Regions from separate parts of the Homo sapiens genome. Here region 2 is linked to region 1. Evidence: chromatin loops called from intact Hi-C (ENCODE). Cell type or tissue: prostate gland. All regions are shown on one strand. Each heading gives the region's core, and the rest is flanking DNA. Links, peaks and the distances in the headings are about the cores only.

The links. Hi-C counts contacts between places; a loop is a spot of excess contacts. Peaks named below come from ENCODE experiments on the same cell type or tissue, not always from the same donor. Only the 100,000 strongest peaks of a DNase experiment are listed, where the experiment ranks them.
Region 2: a loop joins it to region 1, with 6 times the contacts of the local background. A loop is called at or near these places in 3 of 110 quality-filtered maps.

The regions. Positions count from the first base shown.
Region 1 is chr17:36,462,645-36,465,551 of GRCh38, reverse strand. No RefSeq gene overlaps it. Among named protein-coding and RNA genes, the nearest start is that of ZNHIT3, 23 kb to the left of the region's middle. In prostate gland, for the core only: no CTCF peak of the experiment used is centred there; a DNase peak (open chromatin) is centred at 1,451; H3K27me3 peaks cover 759 bases.
Region 2 is chr17:36,132,358-36,135,264 of GRCh38, reverse strand. All of the region lies in intron 2 of LOC101927369 (a long non-coding RNA gene), which reads left to right. LOC107985055 (a long non-coding RNA gene) reads right to left here and starts at 114. Exons shown (of 2, transcript XR_001752867.2): 1 at 47-114. In prostate gland, for the core only: no CTCF peak of the experiment used is centred there; a DNase peak (open chromatin) is centred at 1,284.

The DNA.
Region 1 (2,907 bases), core at 216-2,715:
GTGTGCATTGGTGCCCATATCCCCTTGCTCAACTTCTAGGAACTGGCTCTGGCCCCCTGCACACTCCACAGGCCCCTCCTGCCAATCTGCCTCTAACAATTTTCCTGCCTTCCCCTTTGGAGGGCAAAGACCAGAGGTGGCCCCTTGTTTTGTTGAGAAGCTCAGGGATCTGGTTCTTCCAAGGAGTCTTGGAATCAATCCCTCCTTGTCACTGTGCCCTAGAGTGTCTTGTAGCCTCCATTCCCATGGGTCTTCTTGGGCAGGTGGCAAATAGAGCTGACTGAGCAGTAGGGTGACTCCTTCCAACCTAGAATCCCAAGCTGCACAGTAAGGACGTAAGAGGACCGCCAGGCCCAGCACTCCCACTCTCCCCATGTGAGGGTAAAAGTTGATGACATCTCCCAGCCCTGCGAAGGTCCCGCATCCCACTACCTGCCCTCCCGCAGCTGGAAGGGCTGACTCCTGGAGAGGGAGGATTTACCTGAGGGCTCTGACCACCTTAACTGCCCAATGCCTTTCTGGAGACAGTGGCTGCCAAAGGAGACACGGACCTGTTGCCCATCTGGACAGTGTTTGTCAGGGAAGAAAGGGCGGCTTATGCAGCAGCCAGGCAGCACCGGGAAGGAGCTGGGTTGCTCCCGCCTTCCCGTTTGCATCACGCGACTCCGCGGGTCCCAGCGCGGCCCTGGCTAACCCGGATCGGCGCCACTGCCGGGTCACTGAGCCTCTCCAGGACGGAGCCTCGCTTCGCGCAGGAGCCCAGGCCATCCTCGCTGCGGAAAAAAGGCGGGATTCCTCTCCTGACCCATAGTAAACGAGCTGCGCTGGGGCGCGGGGAGCAGACTGCTTTTCTGGGGAAGCCGTGGGGCTCTCCACTTTTCGGGGTGGGGAGGGGAAGCTGAGCAGGGCGCAGACCAGGGGCCTGCCACATGGCCTCTGCGCCAAAAGAGTAGAGCCCAGGATGAGGGGCCCCTAGCCAGGCAGACCCAGCCCAGGAGGTTTTGGGTCTTGGGGCCTTGGGTGTGGACTGGTCCTAGATGAGCCCGCCAGGTTGGGTGCCACCGGCCTTGACGGGTTCAGGAGATGGGACGTTATGTCTAGACGCCGCCACGCTTTATCGCAAGCCCGGGCCTCATCTAGACCCCAAGGGGCACCCCAACCTGTTTAGGGTTCCCGGGACTCGTGCGCTTGCCCGCCTAAGGCGGTAAATTGCCATCGTCTCCAAAGGCCGCCCCCACTTCGTCCGCTCCCCACCCGCCCCCAACCCCAGGCTCAGAACCCGCCAGAGCAATCCAGGCCCGTTCTCTAGGTCAGAAATGCCGGCCCTGGGGTCATTTGTCCCTGTAGGGAGAGCGCCACCCGCTTGCCCCGGGGCGCTGTCCAAGCCGCGGTGCTGAAGCGCTCCGGGCCCTGACTCAGCGAACACACAGTCGTCACCGCGTGCAGCCGCCACTCCCCAGCCTGGGCCCGCTCCAGGCCGCGCCCACACCGGCTAATCATCCGCCCGGATGCACGTCTGCCTCATCAGGCTTAAACTAGAATCGCCTCGGAGGTTGGAGATTCCTGAGGAGGCCCAGAAAGGGCCAATGCTTGTCCCGGGCCAGGCAGCTGGGAGAGTGTGGAGCTCCATTCCTGAGCTCCATCCCGGATCCCGCAAGCAGCGGCTCACTCTGCCTGCTCCAGACCCGTCCCCTCCAGTGAGCCCAGAGGAGGGTCCACTCACTCTCGAAGAACGCATTCTTCCCACTGGCATCCAAGCCCAGCAGACCCTGCTACCTATGGGGTGGTGGGGGGGAGCGCAGTCAGACAATCCCTGGAATTGGTCCCGCACACCGCCAGCAGTGAAGATGCCTCTCTCCCTTATTTCTGGATGCCCCCCACAGCTTCTATGGATGCCCACAACCCCTTCCTCCCTCCACCCTCAATGTCCAAGCAGGCAAAGAAGACCGGGTGTCCCCAGTGAAGGGCTCTGCAGTGAGGGGTCTAGAATCTTGCCCTTGAAGGAGTAAATGATATCCCTCGAGTTGAGCGTGATCATGATGGCATGATATTGGGCCAGGCACTAGTCCAGCAAAGAGAGGCCAGAAGAAGCAGCCAGATGGCAGTGCTGGTGCCCAGAACCATGACCTGTCTTGCCCCAGGCCCCCACGGGTGACTTCTTAGAGTCGGCCAAGGATCAGTGCAGGCCAGGAGAGAGATGAGATAATAGTCAAGGCAAAAGGGTTTTGAGAGGATGTTCCAGGGGAGCAGAGCTAGCTGCCAGCACTCATTTGGTAGATACAAATGTCGTGTCCTGGTCTCTGGTCTCGGCAGATGTGTTCAATAACTCACGTCTGGCATCTCCAACTGCTAGGCCGTTCCATTTCGAGCTGTGGAGAGCATTCTGGCTAGACCCCGTGAGCAGGGCCCCAGGGGACTGGGCTCTGTGTCAGGGATGAGTTCACACTATGGCAAAGAGCAGGTGGTGGCCTCAGGGCTGTTGAGCTGTCCCAGAACAGGATTCTTTTCTTTTCTTTCTTTCTTTCTTTCTTTCTTTCTTTCTTTCTTTCTTTCTTTCTTTTCTTTTCTTTCTCTTTCTTTCTTTCTCTTTCTTTCTTTCTTTCTTCCTTCCTTCCTTCCTTCCTTCCTTCCTTCCTTCCTTCCTTCCTTCCTTCCTTTCTTTCTTTCCTTTTTTGAGATGGAGTCTCACTCTGTCACCCAGGCTGGAGTGCAGTGGCATGATCTTGGCTCACTGCAACCTCCATCCCACGGATTCAAGTGATTCTCCTACCTCAGCCTCCCAAGTAGCTGGGATTACAGGTGCCCACCACCATGCCCAGCTAATTTTTGTGTTTTTAGATAGACATGGGGTTTCGCCATGTTGGCCAAGCTGGTCTGCAACTCCTGACATCAAGTGATCCACCTGCC
Region 2 (2,907 bases), core at 165-2,664, 330 kb after region 1:
AGATTAAATAGGAGCCCCTAGTGAATGGGGACTCAATTGTACTCACCTTTTCCTTGGGCAGGCAGTTGGGGCTGCAGACACAACACTCACACAGCAATGTACTGGGAAGATCTTCTGAAGACACAGATTCAAGACAAATATGTATCTCTCTGACCATGAAGAGGGATGTTAGAACCCCAGAACAGAGATAATATGTTTTGCAAGGACACAAATACTATGGGGCCTGTTGTGGAGGTGTAATAATTCTTTTTCAAACATTCAAACATTCAAATAATTCTTTCTTCAAACATTCTTTTTCCTCTGTGCCAGGGCTCCATTCAGGCTATAAGATATGTGGCTACCATATGTTCCCTGGTGGAGGTGAATATGGTTAGGATGGGACCGAAGAATAAGGTTGGCAAATGTGTAGCTCCTAAAATTTCAAAAAAAAAAAAAAAGTTTTTTTTTTTTTTTTTTTTTTGAGATGCAATCTCACTCTGTCACCCAGGCTGGAGTGCTGTGGTGCAATCTCAGCTCACTGCAACCTCTGCCTCCCGGGTTCAAGCGATTCTCCTGCCTCAGCCTCCCGGGTAGCTGGGATTACAGGCATGTACCACTATGCCCAGCTAATATTTTTGTATTGTTAGTAAAGACAGGGTTTCACTATGTTGGCCAGGCTAGTCTTGAGCTCCTGACCTCAGCTGATCCACCCACCCTGGCCTCCCGAAGTGCTGGGATTACAGGCATGAGCCACCTCGCCTGGTGTAAAAATCCAAATTTAAGATACAAATATTTTGGGAGAAGATGCAATCGGGAGCAAGAGAGTGAGAAGTAATTGTAAGAGTGCTGTCTCCTGACTCTTGCCCCACTGGCCAGAGTCCTGGGATGGGGTATAACTAGACCCTGCCTTCATGTTTGGGGGTCTTGGAGTAGAAGATTCCAGGTTTTTTTTTTTTATTTATTTAGGCAGGACCCTCAATGATAGAAAGTCTTATAGATAAGTTCCACAGTGTAACCATGGAGAGGAGGCATCCCTATATCAAAACTGGAGGTGCAGTATGCCTAAACATGAGCAGGGCAGAGGCAGCTCTCTGATTTTCCATGAGCACAGAGTATCATGGGAGGATCAACTTAATCATCTGATTCCCCTGAGAGGAAGACCGAAGTTAATTGAAAAACAGCTGATGGACTTGTAAAAGGTAGCCATGACCAGTACAAAAGAGCAGTCTTTGCTTACGATTTCACCAGAGCATGCCTAAAGCCTGGAAAATTGCCAGCAGTCTAAAAAGTGGATGTTCTGTTGACTTAGCAACTATTCCCAGCTATAAAAGGAAATAGCACTACTGCTGTACAATGTAGACAGTGTGGAAAAAACAGTATGAATGGAACTCAGATTATTCCTGGGGTCTCTCCTTGCTTTACTGTGTCAGTGTGTATAAGCTCATGAAAGATGTCTATAACTCTGTACAGGTTGGGTCATCAAGGGCTCAGATCTCCTCCAGAATAAAAATCTGAGTCATTCCACCAGAAAAAATTGCACCAATCAATCGAGGGGGTGGCTGAAGGCAAAGGGAACATGGATTGGATAAGCGGAGGCAGGAATTTGTTACAATAAGCTACAGCCTCACAACCAGTTTCAGAAATACTCTCCATCTACCCATATTTCATTTTTTATTGTTGGGTATATGTTTCTGTATTTAATCTTCTTTTCTCTTTCTTCTCCCATTTTCTCACTATTATAACTAGGTGAGTTAGTGGTGGTTGACTTTTAGTATATTTCATAGGATATGAAATATCAGTACAGGATCACAAAAGAACAAGAGATGAAGTGGGCACTATCAGGAGATCCTGAACTTGGAGCTGAATGAAAATAGCAAGTATTGGGCTGTCTTTGGGGACAAGATGAGTGGATTTTCAGTAGTACAGGGGCATATGCAGCAGTACCTGCATTATATTAGGTAGGGTTTGAATCCAAGGGAATGTACGAATATGCAGGCAGAGTTTGGGAATATTCCCAGCAGTGCTGATGCAGCCAGGAGTCCAGCAGTGGTGGTGAGTATTCAGGGTATTAATACAGCATTGGCACATGTCAGAGTCTTCTTGCTGTATGGACATGTACATAGCTATATTCTGTATTGCCCGACGCCTTTGTTTGCTGCCTATCACACCTTCCTATCAATTTTCCATGCTACTCTTAACATTCCAATAAGTAGGGTCAGTTTCAGTTATTTGCATAAAAACCTTTTGCCTGGTTAGCTCCCAGAACTGTGAACTCCTACAAATGCTCAAAGGGTGCTATGTTCTCACAGTCCTCCCTGCCCCAGAATCAACTAATACTGGGAGTAATTGGAGAGAGTTCTCCTCTCACCACAGGACTTAGTATGGGTTGAGGAAGAGATAACATTGAGGCAGGAGTAAATACACAGAGACTGTGAGCAACCTATTCACACAGATCATTTCTGCCTTGGGGTCTGCTCAGGCCCAGTCACACTTTTAGCTTTTCCATTTGACGGGGTGTTGCTGGACATGCCCTACTTGATGGCTAAGTGGATCAGATAACACCCAGCTCACATGGGTGGTAATGTCACACATGAATGGTTGGGCATTCAGTCTTTTCAGAGTTTTAGCTAGTTCTACAAAAAAGAGTAGGTACTTTCCACAGAGAACAGGAACTTGCTCCAAAACCCTAGGGGCTTTCACTGTGATTCTTCTGTCAGGGTTTTCCGGTTCTATACAGCATTCCTGAGCAACTCCAGACATTTTGTGTATCAAAGACCTATTGGTTTATGAGGGCCAAGAGTCAGAGCTACACAAATTTCAGTTTGAGTCAACCAGAGAGACATTGGTTTTTCTTGACATAACTCAAAGCTAATATTTTGTTAAGTTTAGATCACAGGGATACTTCATCTCCCATGGGGAACCTCCATG